Regions from separate parts of the Mus musculus genome. Here regions 2 and 3 are each linked to region 1. Evidence: chromatin contacts called from ENCODE Hi-C data. All regions are on one chromosome and are shown on one strand. The core of a region is the stretch at or near the end of the contact, and the rest is flanking DNA. Distances in the headings are between cores, read along the strand shown. Region 1 holds the start of Sh2d7 (SH2 domain containing 7). Region 2 overlaps Coro2b (coronin, actin binding protein, 2B). Region 3 overlaps Coro2b (coronin, actin binding protein, 2B).

Region 1 (4,786 bases), core at 1,271-3,770:
CTAGGCTCACCTCAAGCTTATAATCCTCTTGCTTCTGCCTGCTTAGTGCTGGGATTACTGCCACACACTCCCCTTAACACATTTTATTTTAGACTTGAGATGACTCATAACAATGCTGTAGTAACAATAGTAGTCTACCAAATGGGGTCAGACTATTCATACTTAAGAATCTTTCTATCATCACCATCACTGGCATCATAATCATCAAAGCAATGGCTAATCCTAATCACGTATTTTATTCCAAATAAAGGAGCTACTGTTCAAAGGAATTAACTCATTTGACCTCTCTAACAACAAGTTGCTATGGTTTGGATGTGGCTTGTGCCCTAAGGAGTTATGTGTTGGAAGCCTCAGCGTGTCAATGTTTGGAGGTGGTGCAACCCTAAAGGGTGGTTAGAAGAAGAATGTCATTGGGGAGTATTGTCCATGGAAGGGATTGACTAATTCAGTTTTATGGGACCCTAGAGAGTTATAAATAGAGTGAGTTATTCTAAAAGAGCTAGCCTGGTCCCAAGTGATGGCTCCTTCTCAGTCATGTCCCCATGATGGCACCCACCACCCTGTGATATAGCTAAGGAGGCCTCTGACAGAGCCCGGAAGGGTAGAGCTACCCAATCTTGGCCTTCTAGCATTTACAACTATGAATTAAATAAATCTTTTTTTCTTTACAAAGTAGCCAGTCTCTGGTATTCCACTGCAGCAATAGAAAATGAACTAATATATGGGTCATATTATCATCCTCATTTCAATGATGAAGACACTGAAGTTAATAAGTTATAATATTTGGTTAAGGGTCAACACAGTTATCAAGCCAGAATCCGAACCATGGAAATGTGGCTGTGACATCTTCCCCTTCTTTTTCCGTAAATGGTTTTAATTGAAGTGGGACATGTAATTAGCAAAGAGCATAAGCTATGCTCCCATGAATTTTCATAGTGAGCACACCCCCCAGATGAGAAAGTGGAAACACACCAGCCCTTGACAGCTCCTCATCTGTTCCTAGAAGTCCATAAACACTGCCCCCCTGCACCACCACAGCCTCTGCTGTCTTAATTTTTAGCATCCTTGATTAGTTCTGCCCTGCTTTGAATGTATGTAAATGATCTTTCATCCTTTACCGCTTTGCTCCTACTCATTATAACGGCCCCGGAGCCAAACAATAGCCTCTAATTCCCAGTGTATGAGGAAACCGAGCTATCTCCAATGGCTCAACAACCTTCTGATACCCTAGGCCAAAATGTGATAGAATTGGGATTCTAACCCATGTCTGGGGGGGGGGGGGGCGGTGCTAATGCTTCTGCCACCTCAGCTTCAGTTTCTGCTGTAGAATGCTGACACCAGGATTGGGAATATTTGTGTGAATAAAGTGTTCTACCGCCTGCCCTAAATGGATGCCAAAATCCTGTCATTGAATTACTTTCCCCATAGTTGGCAACAGTCTTTCCTCACCAGGTACTTGGCTTCCTCCTTCAAAGATCCATGGTCACTCTTGGGCAAGACTGACTACTACCCATGACATGCAGCCAACACACTCTGTCTCCATCTCCCTGCTCCCCGCAGGCTGGGCTCATCTGGTGTGGTGTTACACAAGCAATCACACACATTTATTGTTTATCTACTGCCATTAGTAGTAAGTGCTTCTCTGGGAGTGTGGAGATGACTTGTCAGGTAAAGTGCTTGCTTCACAAGCATGAAGACCTGAATTTGTAGCCTCAGCACCCACATAAAAGCTGGACACACTGAGAGGCGGAGACAGGAATCCCAGGAACTTGCTGGCCAGACAGCCTACCTGAAACAGCAGTTCCAGGTTCAATGAGAGACTCTATCTCAAAAAGTAAGGTGGACACCAATAGAGGAAGACACCCGATATCAACCTCTAATTTCCAGACTTATGCATGGGTAAATACCTGTGTGTGTGTGTGTGTGTGTGTGCGCACGTGAGTGAGCGCTTTCTCTCTTTCTCTCTCATTCTCTCTCTCTCTCTCTCTCTCTCTCTCTCTCTCACACACACACACACACACACACACACACACACACACACACCACACAGAGAGTTGTCTTGTTCCCAGATTTATATGGTACACAGCAGGTACCTGATACAATCTGAAGTAAAAGGTAAAATTAATCAGCATGGAATTTCCCCACCAAAACACAAAAGCCCCAGTGAAGGAAGGATACAGTGAATTTAAATCCAGAGCTCTGTTCACAGGGGCAGTGCTGTGACTGCATCTTATGTCTGCTTTTCCACTGAGGCAAAGACTGGAGGTTGGGAAAAAAGAGGTCACAGGCATCAGCTTTTCTGCTGGCCCAGAGATCATGGAAATCCTGCCTGATCCTTACCAGGCTGCTACGATAGCCTCCTGCTAGTGACTCTAGCAGCCAAAATGCCTGGTCCCAAAGCTTCACACAGGAGAGCCATCTAATAGGACTCCTGTGTGCCACGGGCATTGAGAAGGGTGTGAGCACAGGCAAATGAGCTGCATCACGCATAGATATAAAGGACTGCAGCCATCAGGATTCACATATCATCAGTGCTCACCAGGATGGAGGGCGGCCCAGAGCAGCTCCATCTGGGCAAGGCACTGGAGGAGGCAGGGGGTGGGCGGGCCTTGGCTGAAATCCAAGAGCTGGCTCTGAAGTGGTTCATGGAGACACAGGCCCCCTCTATCCTACAGAATGGAGTTCTGCCCCCCTGGTTTCATGGATTCATCACTCGCAAGTAAGGCTGCCCCTGACCACAAGACCAGCATGATCTGCAGCTCCTCAGGGCTGGGAATATGGCCCAAGGACTCCAGAACCTTGGGCTCCTGACCTTTCCCTCACTAAGCAGGACCCTGGGGTAGAAGGGACAGATTGTAGAAGCTTTTGAAGGCACATATGGAGGGCATTTGCCTAGCGGGATCTTGGGTAGTTGCAGCTGTGGGAAGAACCACAGTGGACTGAGTAGGAGCTAGGCATGTTTAGATGAGTTCTGAGTATCTTGGTGAAAGTTAGAAGACCATGCCATGTGCCAGCACTGGAATGTTATTGTAATTGAGGTAGAAAACTGTCCAGGAAACCTAGACACATGATTATCCTGGCATAGAGGCAAGGATGTGAGACTTGGCATTGTGGTTGAGAGAGATCTTCAAGCTTCCCAAGTACTAGATGGAAAAAGGAATGAGAAACAAAGCCCACCAACCAGGTCCTGACCCAGTGTCTAACACAGCACCGGGGACAGCTTTGCGGACCACACGAGGCTGTGTTCAGGGGACCTGCAGCTGTCTTAATGCTCTGTGTTATGTCTTGATGCCCTTTGTTTGGAAATAAGGGGTCCCATATATTCATTTGGCACAGATCCCTGAAAATTATGAAGGTAGTTCTAGTGATGTAGTGATGTATTTGGTGAGTAAGTGGGTAAGGAATTATATGATCTGTGTTCTTCCAAGCCAAAGGAAAAAAATACTAGAATTTTCCATTGTACCTCAAAAACACTTGGTATCATGTAGAAGGACCCGAAGGGATGGTAGTGATTTTTTTTAAGCTCCTCTTGTAACCAAGCTTGAGACACAACAGCAGCTCTTTGCTACAGACACTCTTATGTAGTGTGCCTCTTGCACAACTACACACTTAGTCCCAAGACAGGGATCCCTACTGATGTGAAAGTTCCTGGTATAGTTCTTTCTATACAGTTATCTGAATAGAGAGCTGGAAGCTGCAGGTTGTGTCTATTGCTCCTGCTGACAAGGCTACATTGCAGGGTGGAAGGTGCCTGTCGCCTGGGGACTCACATTCAACGACAGACTGTCTTTAGTTTGCTCACTTGAGCCAGAACCAACCACAGACTGCACCTTGAAGGCCTCAGAGTCAGTCAAAGAGCTCAGAAGGTTCTCTATCAAGGGCTGAAAATCTGTCTCAATTTAGAACTCTAGGCCACTGTCTGAAAGGATCCTGAAGCAGATCCAATTCAGGCTGCTTGGTTACTGTGAGGGTACAGGTCCCAGTTAATGGTGTGTCCTCTGTCCAGGCAAACAGAGCAGCTACTCAGGGACAAAGCCCTCGGTTCCTTCCTCATCCGCCTCAGTGACCGGGCTGTCGGCTACATCTTGTCTTATAGGTAAGTGGGAAGCCCTCTATGAAGAGACAGGTAGCCTAGGGGTTCCATAACCCAGAACCTGCTGATGAGCACAGAGGTTCAGAAACCCACTATCTGGTTTTCTCTGGGCCCTGACGCCATAGTTCAGTCATCCTCTGCTTGGCCAACCCTTTCAGAGCACCAACACTATCAGCCAGGGATGTTGCTGCAGCCTTCAAAGGGATGAAGGGAGCCAGATGAAACATCTTCCCGGTGGGTGCAGATGAACTCTAAGTCCAGTGGCAGAGGAACAGGCTTGCTAGTGGGAAGAGGGCATGGTTGGGTATAAAGTCTTTCTACTAAGTGGACTGGCATGAGCGTAAGTACAAGATTTTGAGAGTCACAGATCCTTGGGTGCAGCCAGACAAATCTCTGGGAAAAGGATAGCCATAGATGAGAAGTCTGAGAACAAAGAAGGGATCCAGGCAGAGTGCTTAAGGAGGGAGAACTGGAGGCAGTCTGGAGGTGTGAAGGCTGTGACAACCCACAGCATTGGTTGGGTATGAAGATCTTGGGTCTTAGTAATGTAAGGCTATAAGACTAAAGATCTTAGGTCTTAGTAATGTAAGGCTATAAGACTAAAGAGGAAGAGACATGTACCTAGTGTAAAGTCCGAGGTGGCGGCTGTGGACCATGGTCTGAAATTAGGCTGAGTTGGGAAGGTAGAAGGCT
Region 2 (4,786 bases), core at 1,361-3,860, 7.9 Mb after region 1:
TCAGACCTATCTTAAATCCTCAAAACACATATCTACTCACCAGCCATTTTTAATAAATTATATCAGGAAGCTGAGGGCAAAAATGGATATAGGAAATCAATTATCATCAGTCCAGCCTCAGTGAGAGTCATATCAGCCAATGCTGTCATTGTTCTTGTTCCTTGATCATAAAAGGTCCCTAGCTCAACTAATAAGAACATGCCTTTCTGAACTTCAAGCTGTTCCCTAAGATTTCTTTTTTTACATCAGAGCCAGTAGTAAAAACATCTCAACCTAGCTTCACTAACAACCTTACTTTTCCAAATGTTTTCTAAGGGTGGAAGACATCGCTGACAATCTACATCTCTGAGTTCTTCTCTAGGGTGGTGACAGAATTACAATCTGCTCCAGCAGCAGTGCCTGAAAGAAGTCAAGCATCAGGACTGCGAATGCCAGAGATACTGCCCAGGGAGGGCCTGGACGCCTCCTTAGAGGTTTCATACAATTCCTAGATGAAGAGGGATATGAGGGCAGCAGGCAGAGCAGAGCCCCATAACAGCATGAAGTCCTCAGGACACGTGGCCCTCGGGCTGTGACACACTGAGGCTCACCCATGTGGCTGTGGTAAGCCGTGGGCTGCACTCCATGAGTTCTAAGGCCATCTGTCTGTCCTCCTGCATGGCCTCCTGCAGGAAAGGACCAAGACCAGCAAAGGCTTCTTGGGGATGATGTTCCTAGCCCTGGTAGGAAACACTGTGTCTGGTATACCTGTGAACCTCCTAGACCGGCCTCTGTATGTATGCTGCACAGTGAGTTGACCCTTCAGGCTGGAATGGGCTGGTGGAGGAAGTTCAGGAGAACTTATGGCAGGAAGGCCAGTCAGAGGCTCCTTAAACACGGGCTGCAGGGCCAGGTGGGGAGGACTCTTCTGCATGTCTGAATGCTCAATGCCCAACTCGGGACACACAGAGAGTGTGCAATGGATCCAGACTGTTAGCCTGCCATGGTTCTGGGCCTCAGTTTTGTCCCCTATAGAAGCAAGGCCTTGGCGAGGCAGCAGGGCAGGAGTCTGGAAAGCTGCTTGCTACAGACTCCTGATGTAACCTCGGGTTCGGGGTCCAGCTCTTCAGGAGCAACTGAGCTTCGCCCTGGGCCTGTGGGCTCCAAGGCTAAAGTCCTAAGTACTGCACAGGTGTGAGCAGAAACCAGCGGGCTAAGGAGGCTCTGAGCCTGGCTTCTAGCAGGCCTGGCAGCTGCTGAAAAGCTTAGGTCCTCCCCTATCTCAGACTTAATCACCTGTCTACATCAGCAGCCTCCATCCAGGTGACCGGAGCCTTATGTCCCCCCAAAAGCTGGCTGAGGCCCCTTCAGACCCCCACCCCCATCCCCTGGATCCCAAAGGATCCTTGGATGGTTTGAGAAGCTCCGGCGGCAGAGTTAAGCTCACCCTGCCTTTCCTCCTTTATCTGTCCCAACCTCCCTCTGCAACCCTCTCTCCTGCTTACTCCCCGGTGACATCACCCACAGCTCCAACCAAGCTGGAGGACTCGCCTTTTCTTAGGCACCCTGCTTACTCCCTCCAGGCCTTGTTCTAGGCCAGGACTCTTCTTGGGTTCACTTTAACCCTTTCTCTTCTGGTTGAAGTGTAACCGTACTGACAGGAATGAAGCTATCCTAAAGAAACTTGTGCCCTCTTTCTGGTTATTAGACTGTTAAGAAAATGGCTCCTAACAAATTGGAATCCCCATAGGAATCTCATGTTGGGAGAAGCAAGAGTCTGAAACCTAGCGCCAGCCGTGAGTGGGTGGGGGTGGGGAGCTTATCTCTTCTATTTTTGGTTGTGAGCCCAGCCTTTAACTAAGGGCTGAGCCATCTCTCCAGCCCCGGGGAGCTTATCTCAAGGAAAGGTTTCATACAGTTTCCACAGCTTGTTTGGTCACCTTGAAGAAGAGACTGGAAGCCAGCATTGATGGGCCAGTGATGGACAGGACCATAGCTCACCAGGAATGCTATCTGAATAAATAATTTACCAAAGAAGTCTCCTTTCTCTGTGTTTCACTATTACCTTGTCTGTTTAATTGTTTAATTGAGGATGGGTGGCCCAGGCTCTCGCCCTAGTGAACAAACTCCCAGTCTTCCAGGACCAGCCCTCCCACGTTCCCTCCTCTGTATCTGGGTCTTCATTAGCTCCTCCCTCTTGTCTGTGCCCACAGCCTTTGTGGAGTCCTGACTCATCTCTATGTGTCTGTGGGCTCTGCCTCCCTGCTGGGGCTGTCTGCAGAGCAGGACTGAAGCAGCAAGCACCTGTGAGGTGCCAGGCACAGCGGTATGCATGGGCTTCTTCATATCCTGGTCACTATGCTGAGGAGGGCCCTGCTATTACTGCCTCTGAGATGAGCAGAGCCAGGGTCCGGAGAGGCGAAGCCATATGCCATTGGGCACCCAGCTAAGCAGCGGCACCGACGTCTCATCTCAAGGCCACCAGATTCCACAGTAGAGACTTTGGACCCCAGCATCCCATCAGGCTGTCCACCAGTGGGTACCGATCATGTGACTCCTGTAGCAGGGCTGAGCCTTGAGTTTGTCTGACCACACACCATGCATGTCTTGTGCATTGGCTACATCCAGGAGTAGGGAGCAACAGCAGATGGAGGAAGAGGCTGAGCTAACACAGGCCGGTCCTCCTGATTGTCTTTCCCTTTCCCAGCTGGGTCTTACGCTGTCCCTTCGTGCGCTGCCTGCCTCCCAGGGGGAGAGTGCATGTGGAGTCCTGAGGCCAGAGTGCATACAAGAGCCCAGAATCTCAAGACTGTCTGCTCACTGCTGGCTGGTGAGTCACTCAGCCCTTCCAGTAGGCTGGGACAGAGACAGATGCAGTCCTTGTCCTCCTGGGCTCCCTAGGTGGGGAGCAGCCTTGCCTGCCCTGAGCTTGCTGAGCCCTGAGCCTTTCTCCAGTTGACCATCATGTTTACCAGGCACCAGGAGCTCCATCTGCCTCCTTCCCAGCCTGGGGAGCAGCCAGTGATTCCTTGGGCTCTGTGGCCTTTCCTGGATCCACCTCCTGTCCACACATCTGCAGCTCTAGTCTTCCTGTGACCTGGCCCCTGATAGCTGTCCTGTGGTCACTTGGGTCCTGAAGCTGCTGAAGAAAGTAACAAAGCCAATAGAGTTCCTTCCCCACTTCCATTCACTGTCCCCACAGACATTTTCTGCCCTCAGGAATCTTTCTAGCCAGCCAAGCCCTGTCTGCTTTTCCAGTGCACCCTCCATCTCTTTGTTATGTAAGTTCTGAGCCTGCGATCTGATCTCACTCTCCACTTGGGAATTCATGGAGATGTTACTGTCTGTTTCTCCTTTTCCATCGTAATTATTCATTATCTATCTATCTATCTATCTATCTATCTATCTATCTATCTATCATCTATCATCTATCTAATCATCCAACTTTATATCCAGCCATTCAACCATCTCTCTATCAGTCATGCATCCAGACATCTAACCATCCATCCATGTGTGTATTCTTCGGTCTGTGCACATATCTAACTCGAGTTTTTCATTCAGTTCACAGCAAGAGGGTTTGTTTGTTTGTTTGTTTGTTTGTTTTAGATATGAGGTCTTGTGTTAGATGCCAGGGACTCAGAGCCAAATGGGCCATGCTCTCTTCCTTCTGGAGTTCAAGGTCCAGCTGGGGAACACAGGGAGACAGCTCTGAAGTTGTTTCCAGTTCTAGTATCCTGGGCTCATAACCTGTCCTCCGACTACGCCAGTGAGCACTAGGTAACCAGTGGCCTGGCTGGAGAGCAGAGGCTCCTTCACTTGGGAATAGAGGGAGCTCTTGTATCAGCTTGGCTGAGTCCTACTCTGTTCCATTGCCCCTCTGAGGCAGCTACACTGAGGAAGGATAGACAGGAAGCTGCACTGATGTCTGTGTCCCTGGATTTTCCAGTCGTTTTCTACCTTCATCTCTGGGGATTGAACTCGGGTCCTCATGCTTGCTCAGCAAGCCCTTAACCAAGTTGAGCAGTATCTCCAGTTTCTGCTCTTCCCTCCCATCTCCAGCTCCCTCTTCTCTCCACCCATCCGCTCTCGCCTCTGCTCTCTCTCCTATTTACTTCATCTTCCCACGAGGGGTAGAACGTGGAAAGTTGGGATTCAATATCCCCAAAGTGACCCTTGTCACCACAGTCCTTGAAGCCGCAGCTCCCAGATGATAAATGATGGGACATTTACCATGTGAGCCTGAAATGCTCAGGAGCCCTCCTCCCCTTGCTTCCTCTCCTTCCTCCTTTCTCCTCCCCATCTTCCTTTCCTTCACCATAGAGCACAGGCAGAGGCTGAATCACACACCTAAGTTTTTGGTTCTAATTCTCACCTACAAAGCAACACTTCCAAACTTGGAAGCACGGGGTGTGTCCAGCAGAGATCCTCTCCCTCAGTCCCTTCCCGACCCTTGTCTTGTCCTCTCTATTTTGGGACTGGTTGGAGAGGGAGGGAGGGGGCAAGGCTGAGAGGAGAAAGAGGTAGTGTGTATAGAGGCTCTCTAGGGGAAGCAGGGAGGTACATGCTCAGGGTTATGCCTGGGAAGCACCCATTGCTCAGCTCACCGAAGTGTCCTCGGAGCAAGAGGCGATGATGTTGTCAATGAAGGGGTTCCATTTGATGTCCAGCACGTTGCCCTGATGACCGCATACCTTGGGGTAGTTTGGCTCGATTCTGCCTGTCTGTAGGGAGAGACAAATCATTAGGTTGCTGTCCCCATTCAGAGTGGCTCAGAAAGGAAAGATCTTTGCTTGGACTCATCTGCTGG
Region 3 (4,786 bases), core at 668-3,167, 7.9 Mb after region 1:
ATAAACAAAAATAAGAAAAATGGTCCCAGGAGCTCCCTAGCGTCTGCCACCCAGCTTTGCTCCAGTTCCAAGTCTTCTACCACTGCCCTCTGCCTGGGTTATTTTGAGAAGAACCCTGTTTATCACAAGATTTCATCCTTTCTAGAACTATGAACATCCACCTTTCTTTCTTTCTTCCTTTCTTTCTTTCTTTCTTTCTTTCTTTCTTTCTTTCTTTCTTTCTTTCTTTCTTTCTTTCTTTCTTTCTTTCTTTTTCTTTCCTTTTCTTTTTCTTTTTTTTTTCTTTCTTTTTTTTCCTTTATTTTTTTGTTTTGTTTTGGTTTTTTTTTTTTTTCGAGACAGGGTTTCTCTGTGTACCCCTGGCTGTCCTGGAACTCACTCTGTAGACCAGGCTGTCCTCGAACTCAGACATCCGCCTGCCTCTGCCTCCCGAGTGCTGGGATTAAAGGCGTGCGCCACCACGCCCAGCTATGAACATCTTTCTATAGTGGCACATAACCCTCTCTCTCCTATCCCAGATCTCTAGCTCAGTATGGATTCTACTTCAGAGGCGCTAGGATTACAGGTGTCTACCATATATGCCCAGTTGATGTGGTACTGGGTATCGAACCCCGGTCCTTTGGCATACCAGGCAAGCATTCTATTAGCTGAGCCACACCCCCAGCCCGCATAGACACATGTCATGCCTGTGATCAAGCTGCCTGCCAGATGCTCTTTTAAGGATGATCCCTGAGGTGAAGTGCAGTGATCTTTACTGATGATGGTGATAGTCTACGTTTGTGGACCAACAGCCTGATCTAAGATGGTGCTTGCCATTCTCCCCACTGAACTGAGCTGAACCTAGCAGCTTGTGCCAAACACGCAGGGCATGGCAGCATTGGTGATGTATCATCCTAGATCACCTTACAGAACCTCTTTGGCTTCCATCTTGGAGTCCTCTCTTGCTGCGCAGGAAGTTGGCTGACATGGCGGAAGCTAGCATTTACTGAAGTCCACGTGGCTGGGACGGTGAGGACTGAGGTCCTCTGCCGGATAGCAGCCATGAGAATCAATATCCAAGCAGGTCCTCCCTTAGCTAGGACCCCGGGCTGTGACTGCGGCCCCAGCTGACATAGCTGCAGCTCATAAGCGACTTGAACCACAGGCACCCAGAGATGGCTGAAAGCTGATCAGCCTTGGCAAAGTATTTTGCTTTGAGTATGGAATGCCCCCCCCATGTGTTTGAACACGTTGTTTCCAACTGGGGGTGCTATCTGGGAAGGTTGGGGAACCTTTAGGAGGTGATGCCTCCCTAGGTGAGATTATAAGTTTTATAGCCCCGCCCTACTTCTGTTCGCTCTCTGTTTCCTGATTGTGGAGGTAATGGGACCAGATGCCTCTTTCCTGGTGCTGCCGTGATTTCCCTGCCATAGTGGACTGTATCTCCCCCGACTGTAGGCTCCCCCCAAACTCTCCCTGCTTCCTCCTTCAGGTATTTTAGTCACAACAATGAGAAAGGTAACTAATCCTTGGAGCTGTAAATAGGCTGTGGGTAATGTGTTACACAGCAACAGAGGGCTAATGCAGCCAGCCTTTCTGAGCACTTAGCGTGAGCCATGAAGACTGCTGGGTACTGTGCCCCGTCTCTCTAGCATATCACAACAGCTGGACAAGTCAGGACACTCAGTGGAAATGGCAGAGCCCGAATTCATACACAGATGGACTTATACAACCAGTTGGGCTTCCAGCTGCATCAGGCCACGGGTCTGACACACAGTAGGCATCCTATAACTACCAGTTGAGCTGAGCTGTGTTGGCATGTGGGCCTGGGGTGGGGGTGGGGGTGGAGTGACAGCCTGAAAGCAGCTAACTTCAGAGGCCATGGACAGCTCTAGCTGTGTCAGCATGAGCTCTTACTCCTCGTGGTACAAAGAGGCCGCTTGTAAACAGCCAGTCTCTTCCTCTGAGGCAGGAAACGTGACAGACCAGCAAGCAGGAAGTCAAGGCCGGCTGTGATGAGGAGGCCAGGAAGATGGACCCGCTTGGTGATTTACAATGTCCACAACACATGAGGATAATATTCCATCTCTGTCAGTGAATTTGAGGTTTGGAGGGAGACAGATCTCTCTGACATCCCAGCTTCCAAGTTCATTCCAAGTCAGAGGCAAAGGGAACCAACTACATGTTACTTACAGAATGTGTCACTGATAGAAAAATGTCCCAGGATAGAGCTGCCTTCCAAGCCTGAAGCTCACAGTGGCAACATAAAGGCCTGACTCTTCCTGAGGTGTGGGGGACACTCTGCAGCCTTACCTCATTCTCTGTCCTGGGTGGGACATTTTCTAATAAATCTATGCCGTTGACGACAACGCTCTTCTTTTCTCTGATGGGGGCCTTAAATACCACTTTTGAAGACTTCTTATAGCCTTCCTTCAGAGACATCAGCACGGGATCTGGGGAGGCAATGGAGACACTGTCATCTAACAGGCTGGGCTATAGAGTGACATATCACTGTCCCAAGCTTGCTGGCTGTGTGGGAGGAAGGGCACACGTGGACAAGGGATCATGCGGAGGAAGCTAGCTGAGCTGGAGAGTAGCTCTTCTGTGGCTCCTGCGTGCCTGCCCACGCGCCCACCCGCCCGCCCGCCCGCCCGCAGAGGTACCTCGGTTGATGCCTCCCAGCCATTCATCAGGGGTCAGCGCTGGCTCTGTGCCTGGTGTCATGGGATAAATGTCCTCCTGGTAGGAATCTGACTGCACGGGGGAGGAAGAAGGGAAAGGATATCTGGGAACCGCTGGGAAAGCCGGGACCATCTAGCTAGGCGCACCCCTACCATTCCACCTCAAAGTCTTTGTCCTCCCCGGGCCTCCCTTCGAGAACTGACCCCTTTCATGCAAACCAACCATCCCTACCTGAGAGTGTCCTCCGCCCCCTACTTCAGGTGGAGCCTGAATATTCTAGTCCCGACACCTCCTTTATCTGGGTTCATCTGGGCTTCTGGTTAGTAAGATTGAACATGGGGCCCTTTGCAGCCCAACCCAGTCCCACTCACCCTCCGGGGTACAATCATGGAGATGGGTTCAATCAGGCCCTTGAGGGTCACCAGCTTGTAGAAGCGGAAGACCTCGCAGGCAGACACATCCAACCCATGCTTGGGCATGACACCTAGAGAGACACGGGGCTTTATGGGGACCTCTCTGTCCCTGCTCACGGTCTGACATTCTCAGGCTGGCTGCAGTTTGGGTGCAAAGACCCACCCAGAGGACAGAGGGTGGTCATGATGTCTTGAGTCGGCCTCTGACTGATGATAGTCACTATTTGCCAGGGGAGGGGGCAGGCAAGGTTAAGGTCATGTATCCCAGGCTGGCCTCAAACTCAAGACACAAACTTAACAAGGCTGCAGGGCCTAGCACCTTCTGGAATGAACTGTCTTCCCTCTGCTTCTTTGTCTCAGTCTGCAGAGAACAGAGAGGAGGGCAAAGCCACTCTCCACTCCAGAGGTTTCAACACGGTCCAAGAGACAGCTTGCTGTTGATCTTCTAGAAGCAGCAGTACCTACATGTGTTGTCTGCACTTCACTAGCCAGACTGTCCCGAGCAGCTTCGCCTCCTGAGTAGGCAGAGCTTGCACAGTGCTAGGAGCTCAGCTTGGACTTCTATAAATGGGATTTGAACGGGGACTCTGCCCCTTTTCCACACAGGAGTTCTTGGGTGAGTCACTAACTCTGAACTTTTGCTTCGTTAGGCAGAAGTGGCCCCGCCCCGTGTGAGGTCATGGAAGAGCAAAGCACGTAGATGATTGGCACCTTCCTGTGCCAAGTACAGACAGACCATGTGTCTTTCCTGTAGTGTAAATCTGAGTGAGGGCTCTAGGTCTTTCCAACTGGGATGGAAGCTGCTCTTCCAAAAAGATTTCTACAATACGCTCCCTTCCACCCATCTCTCCTCCCTCCCTCCCTCTCTCTCTCTCCCTCTTTATTGAGACAGGGTCTCTCTGCATAGCCCCTGGTCTACCCTCAAATTCACAAGTCTTCTGTTCCAAGTCTCTCTGGGTGCTGGGGTCCAAGGAAAATGGTGGAGCTCTTGCTTGCCCTGCTAGACCTGGCCAGTTCTCCAGCTGAGGCTATAGACCTGGCTTCAGAGCCACTGAACCTCCTCCCACCATGTGAACCCCACTGTGGAGTGAGTCTCTGCATCTACAGCTGAGGAGGAAGCCAGAGCCCATACCCTGCAGGCTGCTGCTGACAGAGATAGCCAAGCTGGTGCCATGAGTGACAGGCTGGGTACAGAGGAGCTGGCCTGCCGAAGGTGGCACGTGTGGGTCCCATTCCCATCTGCCTGCTGACTGTGGCTTGGGAGTCTGACTATTGTGTAAAGGGGATCCTGTGTATGCACAAGACAATAAACACCATCTCCTGCTCTGCACAGAGCAGCCTGCATCAGCTTCCAGGTCCTTACCTAGGCCTTTCTGTGGGGCTGGGGAGCGGAACTCCATGAGGTAGCTCAGGTAGGGCTTCTCCGTGCTGATCTCATAGTACCGGATGTTTCCATCCCCCTGAGGGTAGCAGAGAAGCAACGAGAGTAGAGGGCAGGGTCCAGCAGACCTAGGCCCAAGGCACTGTAGGAGAGAGCTAACCCTGTGCCTTGGTAGCTCTACTAGGGGCAGGGGTGGATATGGGATGGTATATACGTGATATGTGTGTATGTGTGATCACAGTGAGTGTCTGTATGGTACATGGGATTTGTGTGCTGTGTGTGCTGTGTGAGTGTGTGTGTGGCACGTGTGCACTGTAGCATGTTTATATAG

What was found. A loop is a pair of places that touch in the nucleus more often than their neighbours do.
Region 2: a map of T-helper 1 cell shows a loop between it and region 1 (43-fold over the local background). The contact joins the enhancer-like site here to the promoter of Sh2d7 in region 1. A Hi-C loop is called at or near these places in 2 of 37 maps with a recorded cell type or tissue (T-helper 1 cell and regulatory T cell).
Region 3: a map of T-helper 17 cell shows a loop between it and region 1 (32-fold over the local background). The contact joins the enhancer-like site here to the promoter of Sh2d7 in region 1. A Hi-C loop is called at or near these places in 3 of 37 maps with a recorded cell type or tissue (T-helper 17 cell and T-helper 2 cell).

What each region holds. Positions count from the first base shown.
Region 1 is chr9:54,531,603-54,536,388 of GRCm38, forward strand. Sh2d7 (SH2 domain containing 7) reads left to right here and starts at 2,521. Exons shown (of 6, transcript NM_173778.4): 1 at 2,521-2,719; 2 at 4,007-4,096. The coding sequence starts at 2,544.
Region 2 is chr9:62,449,946-62,454,731 of GRCm38, forward strand. It overlaps Coro2b (coronin, actin binding protein, 2B), which reads right to left. Exons shown (of 12, transcript NM_175484.3): 3 at 4,584-4,700. Among named protein-coding and RNA genes, the nearest start is that of Gm40523, 37 kb to the left of the region's middle. Within about 2 kb of position 2,611, at least 1 of the 3 ENCODE cell types and tissues checked has a DNase peak (open chromatin) inside an H3K27ac peak, as active enhancers do.
Region 3 is chr9:62,423,499-62,428,284 of GRCm38, forward strand. Coro2b (coronin, actin binding protein, 2B) reads right to left here. Exons shown (of 12, transcript NM_175484.3): 8 at 4,438-4,534; 9 at 3,033-3,145; 10 at 2,643-2,733; 11 at 2,293-2,432. Among named protein-coding and RNA genes, the nearest start is that of Gm40523, 10 kb to the left of the region's middle. Within about 2 kb of position 1,918, at least 1 of the 3 ENCODE cell types and tissues checked has a DNase peak (open chromatin) inside an H3K27ac peak, as active enhancers do.